Linked DNA regions of Homo sapiens: region 1 is linked to region 2. A link is a contact called in ENCODE Hi-C or POLR2A ChIA-PET data. All regions are on one chromosome and are shown on one strand. The core of a region is the stretch at or near the end of the contact, and the rest is flanking DNA. Distances in the headings are between cores, read along the strand shown.

Region 1 (7,449 bases), core at 2,285-4,784, 39 kb before region 2:
GAGCTAATAAAATCAGTTCTATTTCTATATACTAGCAACAAAAAATCCCAAGATGAAGTTGAAAAAAAATCCATTTATAATAGCATAAAAAAAACTAAGGAATAAATTTAACAAGATAAGTACAAGACTTATATACCAGAAAGCTACAAAGCATTGTTGAAGGAAATTAAATGGTAGCTAAATAGAAAAATGTCCTGTGTTCATGAACTGAAAGGCCTTATTAAGATGGCAATACTCTCCCAAATTTATCTTCCAATTCAAAGCAATTCTTATCAAAATCACAGCTTTTTTTCTTTTTGGCAGAAATTAGCAAGATGATCCTAAAATTCATATGGAAATACCAGCAAACCAGAATAGTCAAAACAATCCTTAAAGAGAACAAAAGAAAGCTAGGAGGATCACTTGAATCCAGGAGTTCAAGACCAGCCACTGCCTCTACAAAAAAAAAATATATTAGCCAGGAGTGCTGGTGTGTGCTTGTAGTCCCAACTCCACAGGAGGCTGAGGTAGAAGGATGGCTTGAGTCCCGGAGGTTGAGGCTGCAGTAAGCCATGTTCACGCCACTGAACTCAGCCTGAATAACAGAGTGAGATCCTGCCTCCAAAGAAAAAAGAAGAGTGAAGAACTCACTATAAAACTATAGTAATTTCAAAACTTACTATAAACATATAGTAATCAAGACTGGGTGGTACTGGTGTTTAAGGAGAAACATATAGATTGATGGAACAGAAAGGAGAATGCAGGCATAAACTCTTACACTTACAGTGAATTGATTTTCAGTAAGCATGCCAAGACCAGGAGCAGTGGCACATGCCTGTAATCCCAGCACTCTGGGAGGCCAAGGCACGAGGATCACTTGAGGCCAGGAGTTTGAGACCTAGTTTGTATCAAATAGTTTTTCTTGCCTAAGATAATCACACTGTGAGAATTAAGACGAATGATGGATTTATTTTACACATGAAGAAACAGAAAGGTAAAGCTGACCCAAGCTAACCTTTTTGGGTAATAGCAGAAAAACAACAAAAAAGCAAATGTGTCTAAAGGGAAAATATATCTGGTGTCACTTTTTCTATTACTTTGCTGTGCAACTATAGGCAGTTTAATAAATCATTTAACCTCTCAGATCTCAACTTTCCCTTGGAAGTAAACAACTTAAGGCCCCATTATGTTCTAAAATAAAGTCTTCTACACTCTGAATCCAACTCACATCATTTCAATTTCATTCCTATTTACATTATATATTGACAATTTGCTACATACCAGTCCCTCTGGTCTGTTTATGTTGCATTCAAAGACTATCTAATTTCAGACTCGGCCTCGTCTGTCCTGACTAGGAACACTGAGGGAGACCTGATGGTGGGGTTGGCAAGTAGCTCTCTTAGGGCTTTCCACATCTTCCTCTCAACTTCTATGTATCACAAATCTCAATCAAACAGATGTTAAAGGCTATTTTTTCAGGACAGCTTAAGCAATTCCCATTCCAAAAGGCACAAAGGAGTCTAAATGTTTAAGTACCTACCATGTGCCAGGTACTGTAACAAGCACTATGCATGTATTAATATATTTAAATCCAACATCCCTATGAGATATTAATACCCTCTTTACCAAAGCAAGGAAAATGAAAGAAGTAACTTGCCCAGGTTACAAAGCTAGTAATTGATGTGGCTAGGATCTAGAACCCAGGTACTTTGGTTCTAGAGCTGACAGTCCTAACCACTACTCTATGCTACAAAAATCCACTTGAGACTTCGACCAGACCAGTCTCTTAAGGTAACCGGAAGAAATTGTCAAGGACGACCTCAGATACAGCTTAAATGGGTCTGGCAGAGAGAGAGAAGGTGTAGTGGTGGGACCAGTCAGCAACAAAGAATGTCTTTTAGTCAGAAAACCATGCTTGGGCCAGGTGCGGTGGCTCACACCTGTAATCCCAGCACTTTCAGAGGCTGAGGCGGGCGGATCACTGGGTGAGGAGATCGAGACCATCCTGGCTAACATGGTGAAACCCCGTTTCTACTAAAAATACAAAAATATTAGCCCGGTGTGGTAGCAGGTGCCTGCAGTCCCAGCTACTCGGGAGGCTCAGGCAGGAGAATGGTGCGAACCCAGGAGGCGGAGCTTGCAGTGAGCTGAGATCGCGCCACTGCACTCCAGCCTGGGCGACAGAGCGAGACTCCATCTCAAAAAAAAAAAAAAAAAAAAAAGAAAGAAAGAAAAAAAAAAAACCCCATGCTTGGTAGGATAAAGGATTAGCAAAGGATCTTCCCTGGGGTAAGAGATTTCTGATATTTGTTAAGGGACACTACATTTCTAGCTATATTATTGTTTATCTAATATTCCACCATTCCTGGTTTCTAATTCTAGCTTTTCGTTGACAAACTACTGGTTGTTCAACTATTCTGGCTGAAATGAAAACACTGCTATTTCTAATCAGCATTTTCTATCACAAGGTGTTTGAACTCGGTACATTTATTGTGTGTATGCCATGAAAATGTGTTCTCACTTCCTATATTTGTAGTTATAATTTATTATAGACCTCTAAAAAGATGAAACTGTGGGCCAGGCATGGTGACTCACGCCAGTAATCACAGCGCTCTGGGAGGCCGAGGTGGGCAAATCACGAGGTCAGGAGTTCGAGACCAGCCTGGCCAGCATGGTGAAACCCCATCTCTACTAAAAATACAAAAATTAGCCTGCCATGGTGGCACGTGCCTGTAATCCCAGCTACTCAGGAGGCTGAGGCAGGAGACTCACTTAAATCCAGGAGGCAGAGGTTGCAGTGAGCCGAGATCTCGCCACTGTACTCTAGCCTGAGTGACAGAGTGAGACTCCGTCTCAAAAAAAAAAAAAAAAGAGAGAGAGAGAGAGAGAGAGAGAGAAGGAGAGAGAGAGAGAGAAGAAAAAAGAAAAAAGAAAGAAAAAAGAAACCAAGTGATGGGCTGAGCGCAGTGGCTCATGCCTATAATCTCAGCACTTTGGGAGGCTGAGGCAGGAGGATCACCTAAGGTCAGGAGTTCAAGAGCAGCCTGGCCAACATGGTGAAAACCCTTCTCTACCAAAAAACAATTAGCCAGGTATGGTGGCTCAGGCCCGTAATCCCAGCTACTCAGGAGGCTGAGGCACGAGAATCACTTGAACCTGGGAGGCAGAGGTTGCAGTGAGCCGAGATGGTGCCACTGCATTTCAGCCTGGGCAACAGGAGCGAAACTTCATCTCAAAAAAAAAAAAAAAAGAAAAAGAAAGAAAGAAAGAAACCAATCTTGTCACTATTAGATTTTCATGTCTCACACTGTGATACGATTTAAAAAAAAAAAATTTAGGGCATTGTTTTGTAAAGTTATATAAAGCTACATGGATTAGGCCGGGTGCAGTGGCTCACGCCTGTAATCCCAGCATTTTGGGAGGCCAAGGCAGGTGGATTACGAGGTCAGGAGTTCAAGGCCAGCCTGGCCAAGATGTTGAAACCCCATCTCTACTAAAAATACAAAAATTGGCCAGGCGCGGTGGCAGGCGCCTGTGATCCCAGCTACTCAGGAGGCTGAGGCAAGAGAATCGCTTGAACCCCGGCAGCAGAGGTTGCAGTGAGCTGAGATCACACCACTACACTCCAGCCTGTGCGACAGAGTGAGACTCCATCTCAAAAAAAAAAAAAAAAAAAAAACTACATGGATTAAATCTGAATCTTTGCAACATATACCAAATCCCCACTTCATAGCCTTAATATGTACTTGAATAAATAAATACATTTTAAAGGAAAAAGCAACCTCAGGCTTTCACTCTGCTCTCCCACAACATATGAATGCATACATATCCAAAAAATCAACTGAACTTTAAAACGCTGTTGCTTTCATTTTCTTCTTTGCAACCTTTTGAAAACCCAGCACTGCTGCCAGGTCACACACTGGGCCATATGTGGATAGACGGACATTGCTGTCTATCCCCCCGACCGTGTGTGTGTGTGTGTGTGTGTGTGTGTGTGTGTGTGTGTGTGTGTGTGTGTGTGTGTGTGTGTGTGTGTGTGTGTGTGTGTATAATTCATACAAGACTGTGTGTGTGTGTGTGTGTGTATTATAATTCATACAAGACCATGCTGAATATAGAAAAAATAGCCAGACACTCTGTATACAAAAATTAAAATGTAGTCCTAGCACTCAAGAAGATTGCTGGCCACTAGGGGGCAACAAATATGTAAATAAATTATAGAATTACAATTTAATGTGCTATGTATTAAGACAGGTAGATACAAATGTTATTGAAGCCCAGTAGGAAGAACAACTAACACAGAGGGTTTGGGGGAAGCTCCACCTAAGAAGCCACATAAGAAAAATGCTGATTCATTCAGCATAACTTCACTGGACATCTACCAAGTTCCAAAGACCATAGATACAGACTGTGTTGCTCCTCTATAGCAGTGATCTCTTCAAATTTTAGGGGGTTTCTCTTCACTTACTAGATTTATCAGTATCTCCTTATTAATAAGATATATATAAAACTTTCTTCTAAAATAAAAGGTTATACAAAGTTTGATAATTTCATATCTCATGATGGATTTTAATTAAAATGCCCTAAGGAAGTATAAAAAGAGTCGGAATCACTGCCTTACAATGACTAAGCCTTAGGCCCAAGTTTTTATCTTTTGATCTATATAAAACTTTTTGTCCCTAAATGATAAATGGCCTGAGCACAGAGAATAAGGAAAAACACATGTTTACTTTTAACATAACTGCCATATATATTACAAAGAAGATGCAGTGATAAATTAACATGGCTGAAAAGCTTGCATTTCTTTTACTGAAAGGTCAGCCTTCAAATACATTCTGGAAAAGATCAAATTCTACAGAGATCAACAGTACATAGAACAGTTTCCATACATGAAAAATGTTAGATCACAATAATTCCAACAACCAGATAATGTAACCCATAAATAGAAGGTGTCTACAGAATTTAGCAGGAAGCTTATGCGTACCTAAGTCTCTTGATTAAAAAAAAATATTTAGTCAGTAGGACCTTTAAGGAAAAAAAAAAAGATAGCTGTGAAGGCAGAATGTTCAAGAGAAGATGAATATACAAAAGTAAACTATTCCCTAAAAAGTTCCCCCAAGAACTAGTGTCAAATAGCTACTTATATACAGAATGATCCTAAAAGAGTCGGGATACACTTACCCTGACCACAAACAAGCCCTCCACAAAACTAATTGGTCAAGAAATGAGTTAAAAGTGCTAGATCTCTCCCATCACTGTTGCCTGCCTTCCTGCATACCATCAGGTATAATCAACTGTTCAGTGTGCTTGCTGCACATTTAACTATGATATCATCACAACTCTGCAACAACAACAACAAAATGTGGCTATCAATTCAAGATGAGGATAAGGCATCTCAACATCATCTTGAAGAGAAGCAATCTGAGTTTAGATGTTATATCTAAGGCACATTCTTGGTTTTTCCAAAGGTTTTACTAGAATATGCATATATTTGTCTCCTTGGGTGCTAACAAAAGCAGTAACTCGCAATATTAAACTTTTTAATTTTTTTTTGAGGCAGAGTCTCGCTCTGTCGCCTAGGCTGGAGTGCAATGGTATGATCTCAATTCACTGCAACCTCCGTCTCCCAGGTTCAAGTGATTCTCCTGCCTCAGCCTCCTGAATAGCTGGGATTACAGGCGTGCACCACCACGCCTGGCTAATTTGTTGTATTTTTAGTAGAGACGAGGTCTCGCCACGTTGGCCAGGCTGGTCTCAAACTCCTGACCTCAAGTGATCCGCCCGCCTTGGCCTTCCAAATTGCTGGAGTTACAGACATGACCCACCACGCTCAGCCCAGCACAGGAGTTTTGACCTGCTCAGTTTCCAACCTGAACCAGTGTACTCCCTTCTTGGTCCCCAGTTGCTGGGAGGTCACCATATTGATGCCAAACTTAGTACAGATACCTGATCTGTATACTGCATTACAGCCCAGAACTCCTTGCTTCAAGAGATCCTCCTGCCTCAGCCTCTCAAGTTACTGGGACTACAGGTCTTATGCCACCATGCCGGGCAAGAAGTAATCTTTAAAGCACCCCCACTCCACCCTCATACACAAATACTACTATTGGAAACAATAATATAACTCAGAAATATTCAGTTTCTCAGCCAGGCACCGTGGCTCACTCCTGTAATCCTAACACTTTAGGAGGCCAAGGCGGGCGGATCACTTGAGGTCAGGAGTTCGAGACCAGCCTGGCCAACCTGACAAAATCCTGTCTCTACTAAAAAATGTGAAAATTAGCCGGGCATGATGGCATGTGCCTATAGTCCCAGCTACTTGGGAGGCTGAGGCACGAGAATCACTTGAACCCAGGAGGGAGAGATTACAGTGAGCCGAGATCACACCACTGCACTCCAGCCTAGGCGATAGAGTGAGACTGTCTCAAAAAAAAAAAAAAAAAAAGAGAAATATTGTTTCTCCTGAAAGTCAACCAATTTTTTAACTTGATTTTCATTAGCCAGTGAAACACCTACTGAAATACAAATACTCCCTGAATACTTCTGTTTACTGCCTGATTTCTGTATCAACAAACACAGAAAAGGGAAACAAAGATAATGCCTAGTTTCTTCACCACCTTTTATAATTGATGCAACTGTTAAGTCATCAGTATAATACATGGTACTGGTCATGCCAATTTAGTTCCTAGAATATAAGGATTAATGAAAGTATTATACAAATAAGAAGTTATGGAAAAAGAAAAAACCCCTAAAAGTTGACCGTAAATCTAAAGGGGAAGTAAGAGTGACCTTTCTTTTTGCCAGTCAAGAAAGGTTACTATAAACCTGAAAGAACAGCTTGTCTTAAAAAACACTAACTCTAGATCTTTGCTTGGTTAATGATAAAAACCATGAAATTTGTCACACATGCTGTTTCTCCTAAGTCTTTAAGTGAATTAAGGGAGATAGCAAGCAGTCACTTGAAACCAGAAGATAGTCTATAAATGCACCTATTTTCCAGCTTTGCTACATTCCTCTCATCAGGAAGCTTTCCTACATGATCCTTCTCTCTGGAGCTGTGATTAATGTTTTGATTCATAGACAAAGGTCAGTCTCTTAATCAACAAATGACCTCTATTTCAAACTGTCAAACTTAAGATTTATGAAATTTCACATCTAGGAGTAGAAGCTTTAGAAGGAACTGGCATAAGATCAAGAGTTGGTATTCTAAGCTGGGTGCGGTGGCTCACACCTGTAATCCCAGCACTTTGGGAGGCTGAGGTGGGCAGATCATCTGAGGTCAGGAGTTCAAGACCAGCCTGACCAGCATGGAGAAACCTCGTCTCTACTAAAAATACAAAATTAGCCAGGTGTGGCGGCGCATGCCTGTAATCCCAGCTACTCAGGAAGGCTGAGGCAGGACAACTGCTTGAACCCAGAAGGTGGAGGATGCGGTGAGCCAAGATCGCGCCACTGCACTCCAGCCTGGGT
Region 2 (7,676 bases), core at 1,061-3,560:
CCTATAATCCCAGTACTTTGGGAGGCCGAGGCAGGCGGATCATTTGAGGTCAGGAGTTCCAGACCAGCCTGGCCAATAATAGTTGAGACCCCGTCTCTACTAAAAATACAAAAAATTAGCCGGGCGTGGTGGCACGTGCCTGTAATCCCAGCTACTTGGGAGGCTGAGGCAGGAGAATCGCTTGAACCCAGGAAGCGTAGGTTACAGTGAGCCGAGATCGTGCCATTGCACTCTAGCCTGGACATCGCAGTGAGACTCCATATCCAAAAAACAAAAAAAACAAAACTTCTAATGGCTATGTCCATACTTGGCTTTCAAAGTTGTTTAAAATTTCTACCCAACGTTATCAGCAGTGCCCCTCAAAAGACACCACCTACTTCAGTCTGCTCATCTATCAGAGATCCACAGAATAGGCCTTATAGTAGTAGTATAAAGCTTATGCTGTCTTTACCACCTGAAAGGCCACCCTCTTCCCTCCTCCTCTCTACCTACCTGAAGGAGGCCTTCACCAATGTATTTGCCAAAAACATTCGTTTGGTCACTATTTGCTGCCTTTTATCTTTAGGGTTTAACTTTTTACCAAGTACTCACAGACAGAGAAAAACCCCAAGAACCTAAAATTTAAAACAGAAAACAAGGATATGAGTGACATACATAAATAAAAGCCTTGACATACACACAAACTGCACAATACTGCCGTTTTAACAGATCAAGTGCAATAAGTTCAAAGTTCATGAAAAGAAAGAATGTGCCATCTTTGTTTGAAACATAATCAAACACTGGCTATCAAATATTTATAGCTATCTAATTCAGGATGTTAAGCAGACAGACGTTAGCAAGAAAATGTTAAAGTAGGCGGAAAGTCGTGGCTCATGCCTGTAATCTCAGCATTCTGGGAGGCCAAGGCAAGTGGATCACCCGAGGTCAGGAGTTCCAGACCAGCCTGGCCAATATGGTAAAACCCCATCTCTACTAAAAATACAAAAATTAGCCAGGCGTGGTGGCACACGCCTGTAATCCCAGCTACTAAGGAGGCTGAGGCAGGAGAATTGCCTGAACCTGGGAGGCAGAGGTTTCAGTGAGCCAATATCGCACCACTACACTCCAACCTGGGCGACAAGAGCGAAATTCCATCTCAAAAAAAAAAAAAAAAGAAAAGAAAACACTAAAGTAGCCTCAAAAGAGAGAAAGTACTCAGCCTACACACCGTGGAGTAAGAGTGTTATTATTATTATTTTTTTGAGACGGAGTTTCGCTCTTGTCACCCAGGCTGGAGTGCGACGGTGAGATCTCAGCTCACAGCAACCTCCACCTCCCAGGTTCAGGCGATTCTCCCACCTCAGCCTCCCGAGTAGCTGGGACTACAGGCGTGCACCACCATGCCCAGCTAATTTTGTATTTTTAGTAGAGATGGGGTTTCGTCATGTTGGCCAGGCTGGTCTTGAACTCCTGACCTCAGGCAATCTGCCCGCCTCGGCCTTGCAAAGTAGTTGGGATTACAGGCGTGAGCCACTGCACCCGGCCTGTTTTCTGTATAAAGTACACAAGAGACGTTGGATGGTATGAGAGAAGAAACCTGGGAGTTTGGAGTCAGGGTACCTGAGTTCAAGGTCTGGTTTCACCTCTTACCGACTCTGTGATCTTGGGCAAGTCATGGCCCCTCCCTGGGCCTCTCTCTCCATAATTAAAAAAAAAAAAAAAATCAAGGTTTAAAACGATACCATCTACCTTCCAGGGTTGTTTTGAGAATTAAATAAGGTAATATATATGAAAGAACCTAGCCTACTATCTGGCATATAATAAATGTTTACTGAATTTTAACCCTTTTTGATGTGAAAGTGCAATGCAAAAATAAAGTATTATTCCAAAAGTGAGATAAACAGAGAAAATTAATGAAACCTAATTAAGAGTGTCCGTTACCCCCCCAAAATAGAAAGATACAAAGAATGTATGTCTATCTACATGATATACATAATGTATCAATTCCTTGACTTAATAACCAAAACCAAGACCCGAGAATAACACAAACATCATCACTTGCAACTTCACAGCTTTAAGGCTGTCTAAAGGTCAGCAAAACCTAGGCACAGTTTAGGACAGGATTAGAACAGGAGAGCTTAAGGCCGGGCATGGTGGCTCACGCCTGTAATCCCAACACTTTGGGAGGCCGAAGTGGGCGGATCACTGGAGGTGAGGAGTTTGAGACCAGCCTGACCAACATGGTGAAACCCTGTCTCTACTAAAACAATATAAAAATTAGCCAGGTGGTAAAGAGCAGTCAGGTGCACCTGTGAGGAAGTCAGGTGCCGTGACTCAGACTCGAGTAAACACGAAGTATGAGTTCAACCCAGAAAACTGCTCTCTCTTGGGTTTTGCAAACTTGTCAGAAATAAATCACTAACTTTAGAAAGCTTTGGTGCAAGAAAAAAAAAAAAATTAGCCAGGTGGGGTGGCGGACGCCTGTAATCCCAGCTACTAGGGAGGCTGAGGCTGAAGAATCACTTGAACCCGGGAGGCGGAGGTTGCAGTGAGCAGAGATCGCACCATTGCACTCCAGCCTGAGTGACCACAGTGAAACTGTCTCACAAAAGAAAAAAAAAAAAAGAATAGGAGAGCTTAAAATTCAGACTAAACTTTAATTTTTTTAATTTTTTTTTTTGAGACAGAGTCTCTGTCGCCCAGGCTGGAGTGCAGTGGCACGATCTCGGCGTACAGCAACCTCTGCCTCCCGAGTTGAAGCGATTCTCCTGTCTCAGCCTCCTGGGTAGCTGGGATTACAGGCATGTGCCACTATGCCCGGCTATTTTTCTTTTTCTTTTTTTTTTTTTTTTTGAGATGGAGTCTCGCTCTGTCACCCAGACTGGAGTGCAGTGGCGTGATCTGGGCTCACTGCAAGCTCCGCCTCCCGGGTTCACACCATTCTCCTGCCTCAGCCTCCTAAGTAGCTGGGACTACAGGCGCCCACCATCACGCCCGGCTAATTTTTTGTATTTTTAGTAGAGACGGGGTTTCACCGTGTTAGCCAGGATGGTCTCGATCTCCTGACCTTGTGATCCGCCCGCCTCGGCCTTCCAAAGTGCTGGGATTACAGGTGTGAGCCACCGCGCCCGGCCTATGCCCGGCTAATTTTTGTATTTTTAGTAGAGACGGGGTTTCACCATGTTGGTCAGGCTGGTCTTCAACTCCTGACGTCAAGCATTCCACTGGCCTTGGTCTCCCAAAGTGCTGGGATTACAGGCCTAAGTCACTGTACCTAGACAGACTAAACTTTTAAAATCAACTAGACACTTTATTATTTGTTCTAAATGGTCCAAATACCAAACATCATCAATGTGGTAGTCTGACATGTGTGCTACACATACGTTTTTATTTGTTATAGTTTAGGTCTCTGTTTCTTATCTACACTGCAAGACCCAATATCCAGATATCCTCCTCATCCCTACCTGCCAAAGTGTCCTCCATTCTAATTTATTCATTTTTTTAGAGACAGGGTCTTGCTCTGTAGCCCAAGCTGGAGTGCACTGGCACAGTCATAGCTCATCACAGCCTTAAGCCCCTGGGCTCAAATGATACTTCTGCCTCAACCTCCTGGGTAGCTGGGACCACAGGTGAGAGCCACTGCATCCAGACCCTCCTCCACTCTAGTGGCTTAATCCTAGCATTCAAGAAAATTGGTAGCAAAGAAGAGCATATATCCAGGCTTTCAACAATATCAACAAATACTTATTCAGCACTTGCTATGTGTTAGGCCCTATTTGAAGCATCTAGCACACAGCATAAACAAAAACAAAGCCCCAACTCTCAAGAAGCTTATACTCTAGTGGAAAGCTATACACAAAGTACAGTAGTGATTAATGCTCAGCAAAATAAAACAACAGAAAATAATAGGGCTTAAATTTAATCCTCATTCTAGGGGCCCAAAATATAGCTTACTGTGGAAGACTGATGTATAAGAATAAAAAATTAGTTGTCATTATCTGCATTTTTGAATCACCCAAAAATGGTCAAGTTTTTCCTACATTATTAGGAGGGAGGCCGCAACAATGAGACCAGTGCACTCTCTACCAACACAGACTAAAGACTAAATCTCATAAAATAATTAGAAATAAACTAATTCAACAATGTAGACCACATATAATTTTTTCTAGCTAACATTATACTTTCATACTAGAAAAAAAAAAGGCTTAAAATAAATATTCTATTTTATCTAGTCCATTCTCAGTCAGAAAGACCTCAGAGTGGGAACGGGTCCAGGCGCAGTGGCTCACACTTATAATCCCAGGAGCTGGGGAGGCTGGAGAGGCCTCCAGGCAGGAGAGAGGATCACTTAAGCCCAGGAGTTCGAGACCAGCCTGGACAACACAGTGAAAACCTGTCTCTAGAAAGAATTTAAAAATAAGCCAGGTGTGGTGGCATGTATCTGTGGTACCAGCCACTCAGGAGGCTGAGGTAAGAGGATCACTTGGGGAGGCTGATGCTGCAGTGGTAGTGCCATTGCACTCCGGCCTGGGCAACAGAGCAAGACCCCGCCTAAAAAAAAAAAAAAAAAAAAAAAAGGCCGGGTGTGCTGGCTCACAACTGTAATCCCAGCACTTTGGGAAGCCGAGGCAGGCAGATCGCCTGCCTGAGGTCGGGAGTTTGAAACCAGCCTGGCTAACATGGTGAAACCCCGTCTCTACCAAAAATACAAAATTAGCCGGGCATGGTGGTGCATGCCTGTAATCCCAGCTACTCAGAGGCTGAAGCAGGAGAATCGCTTGAACCCAGGAGAGGGAGGTTGCGGTGAGCCCAGATTGCGTCATAGCACTCCAGCCTCGGCAACAAGAGCAAAACTCCATCTCAAAATAAATAAATAAATAAATTAATTAATTTAAAAAAGATAATCTGGTAATCGCTGCTGAATTTGGGGAGGCACTTTCAAAGGTAAACCAAGGAAAGGTGGGACTATTGCCAGAGTTTCAGTGGCCGCAGTTCCTTGTAACAGATAAATGATTTAGCTATTTCATAATTATATGTAAGACAGGTTAACAGGATTGAACATGCGATAATAACATCTTTTAGAAAAGCTCTCAATTTCTTATTTTTTATTTTTTTTTGCTAGGTGAAAGTGCTAAAAACTCTCAATTTCATCAAGATTGACAAGCACACCAGGCATAGTGGCTCACACCTGTACTCCCAGCACTTTGGGAAGCCAAGGTGGATCGCTTGAGTCTGGGAGTTCAAGACCAGACTGAGCAAAAAAAACCAGACCAGCCTGAGCAGCCCGAACAGGGATAGCCTGCCTTTACAGAAAAAATTAAAAATTAGCCAGGCATGGTGGCACATGCATGCCTGTAGTCCCAGCTACATGCTGAGATGGGAGGACCACTTGAGCCAGGCGGTTGAGGCTACAAAGAGGAATGATCACACCACTGCACTCTAGCCTGGGCAACGGAGTGAGACCCTGTCTCCAAAAAGAAAAAGAAATACAGAAATAAATCATTGTTACCTCAGAACAACCCACCCCAGCATCAAAAGGAAGCTTCTATCCCTCCCACTTGAGTACCTTCTCAGGTATACAAACTTGCATCAGAGTTCTGGCTTTGTTCTGGCAATCAATATACAAAAGTACTAATATTTTCATTACCTAAAAAAAATTAAGTCTTACTTAAGAGAAGCCAAACATTGTTTATCCACCCTTGTCATTTCCTAGCTGTTCCACTCCAACACTGCAGAATATTCTGGTTCCAAGTTCCAGAAAGTGTAGCTTATATTCCAAATCTACACATACACACCATCTTCAAAGGTGCATTTCTTTTCCACACGTAATAGGTAAATAATGAAGCTTGGCAAAAAATACTTTTTTTTTTTTTTTTTTTGAAATGGAGTCTCGCTCTGTCGCCCAGGCTGGAGTGCAGTGGTGTGATCTCAGCTCACTGCAACCTCCACCTCCCGAGTTCAAGCAATTCTCCTGTCTGAGCCTCCTGAGTAGCTGGGACTACAGGCGCCTGCCACCACATCCGGCTAATTTTTGTATTTTTAGTAGAGACAGGGTTCCACCTTGTTGGTCAGGCTGGTCTCAAACTGCTGACCTCAGGTGATCCACCCGCCTCAGCCTCCCAAAGTGCTGGGATCACAGGCATAAGCAACCGCACCCGGCCAAAAAACAATCTGTGTGTGAGAAACGGGGGTCTATGTTGCCCAGACTGGTCTCAAACTCCTGGGCTCAAGTGATCCTCCCTCCCTGGCCTCCCGAAGTGCTGGGAATATAGGTGTGAGTCACCATAACTGGCAAAAGACAATTTTTTTAAACTAGTTATTCCATTTTTTTTTTTTTTTTGAGACGGAGTTTTGCTCTTGTTCCCCAGGCTGGAGTGCAACGGCATGATCTCAGCTCAGCACAACCTCTGTCTCGCGGGTTCAAGCGATTCTCCTGCCTCAGCCTCCTGAGTAGCTGGGATTACAGGCATGCGTCACCACGTTCGGCTAATTTTGTATTTTCAGTAAAGACGGGGTTTCTCCATGTTGTGTCAGGCTGGTCTCGATCTCCCGACCTCAGGTGATCCACCCGCCTCAGCCTCCCGAAGTGCTGGGATTACAGGCGTGAGACACTGTGCCTGGCCTTTTTTTTTTTTTTTTTTTTTGAGGTGAAGCCTTGCTCAGTCACCCATGCTGGAGTGCAATGGTGCAATCTCAGCTCACTGCAACCTCTGCCTCCCGGTTCAAGTGATTCTCCTGACTCAGCCTCCTGAGTAGCTGGTATTACAGGCGCCCTACACCACGCCCGGCTAATTTTTTTTTTTTTTTTGAGATGGAGTCTCACTCTGTCGCCCAGGCTGGAGTGCAGTGGCGCAATCTCTGCTTAGTGCAACCTCCACCTCCCAGGTTCAAGCGATTCTCCTGCCTCAGCCTCCCAAGTAGCTGGGATTACAGGCACGCACCACCACCCCCAGTGCCCAGCTAATTTTTGTATTTTTAGTAGAGATGGGATTTCACCATGTTGGCCAGGCTGGTCTCAAACTCTTGACCTCAGGTGATCCTCCTGCCTATGCCTCCCAAAGTGATGGGATTTCAGGTGTGAGCCACCACACCCAGTCCTTAACTAGTTATTTCTGATTTTTTTTTCCCCCCAAAAAATGACTTGTTGGGAGGCCAAGGCGGGCAGATCGTTTGAGCCCAGGAGTTCAAGACTAGCCTTGGGAACACGGCAAAACCCCACCTCTACAAAAAATACAAAAATTAACCAGGCATGGTGGCACAGGGCTGTAGTCCTAGCTACCTGGGAAGCTGACGTGGGAAGATCACTCGAGACCAGGATGTCGAGGCTGCAATGACCTATGATCATGCCACTGCACTCTAGACTGGGCGACAAAGACCCCTATCTCAAATAAAAAAAAAAGAAAAAAAAAAAAGAAAGTTCCCTCCAGGCTGGGTGCGGTGGCTCAAGCCTGTAATCCCAGCACTTTGGGAGGCCGAGGCAGGCGGATCACGAGGTCAGCAGATCGAGACCATCCTGGCTAACATGGTGAAACCCCATCTCTACTAAAAAATACAAAAAAAAATTAGCCGGGTGTGGCGGCGGGCGCCTGTAGCCCTAGCTACTCGGGAGTCTGAGGCAGGAGAATGGCGTGAACCCGGGAGGTAGAGCTTGCAGTGAGCCAAGATCGAGCCACTGCACTCCAGCCTGGGCGACAGAG

What was found. A loop is a pair of places that touch in the nucleus more often than their neighbours do. ChIA-PET counts read pairs that join two places held with the same protein, here RNA polymerase II (POLR2A). Pooled maps may share reads with other maps.
Region 1: a loop to region 2 is called in a map of right lobe of liver, with 2.3 times the contacts of the local background. The contact joins two enhancer-like sites. A Hi-C loop is called at or near these places in 18 of 168 maps with a recorded cell type or tissue (CD4-positive, alpha-beta T cell, Calu3, GM12878 and 12 more), 8 of 37 single-sample maps with no recorded cell type and 25 of 50 pooled maps. POLR2A ChIA-PET finds 5 or more read pairs at or near these places in 7 of 52 experiments (H1, IMR-90, Panc1 and 4 more).

What each region holds. Positions count from the first base shown.
Region 1 is chr11:67,165,161-67,172,609 of GRCh38, reverse strand. The region is part of intron 2 of KDM2A (lysine demethylase 2A); the gene reads right to left. Among named protein-coding and RNA genes, the nearest start is that of KDM2A, 50 kb to the right of the region's middle. Within about 2 kb of position 3,534, at least 6 of the 41 ENCODE cell types and tissues checked have a DNase peak (open chromatin) inside an H3K27ac peak, as active enhancers do.
Region 2 is chr11:67,124,890-67,132,565 of GRCh38, reverse strand. All of the region lies in intron 2 of KDM2A (lysine demethylase 2A), which reads right to left. Among named protein-coding and RNA genes, the nearest start is that of KDM2A, 9.5 kb to the right of the region's middle. Within about 2 kb of position 2,310, at least 3 of the 41 ENCODE cell types and tissues checked have a DNase peak (open chromatin) inside an H3K27ac peak, as active enhancers do.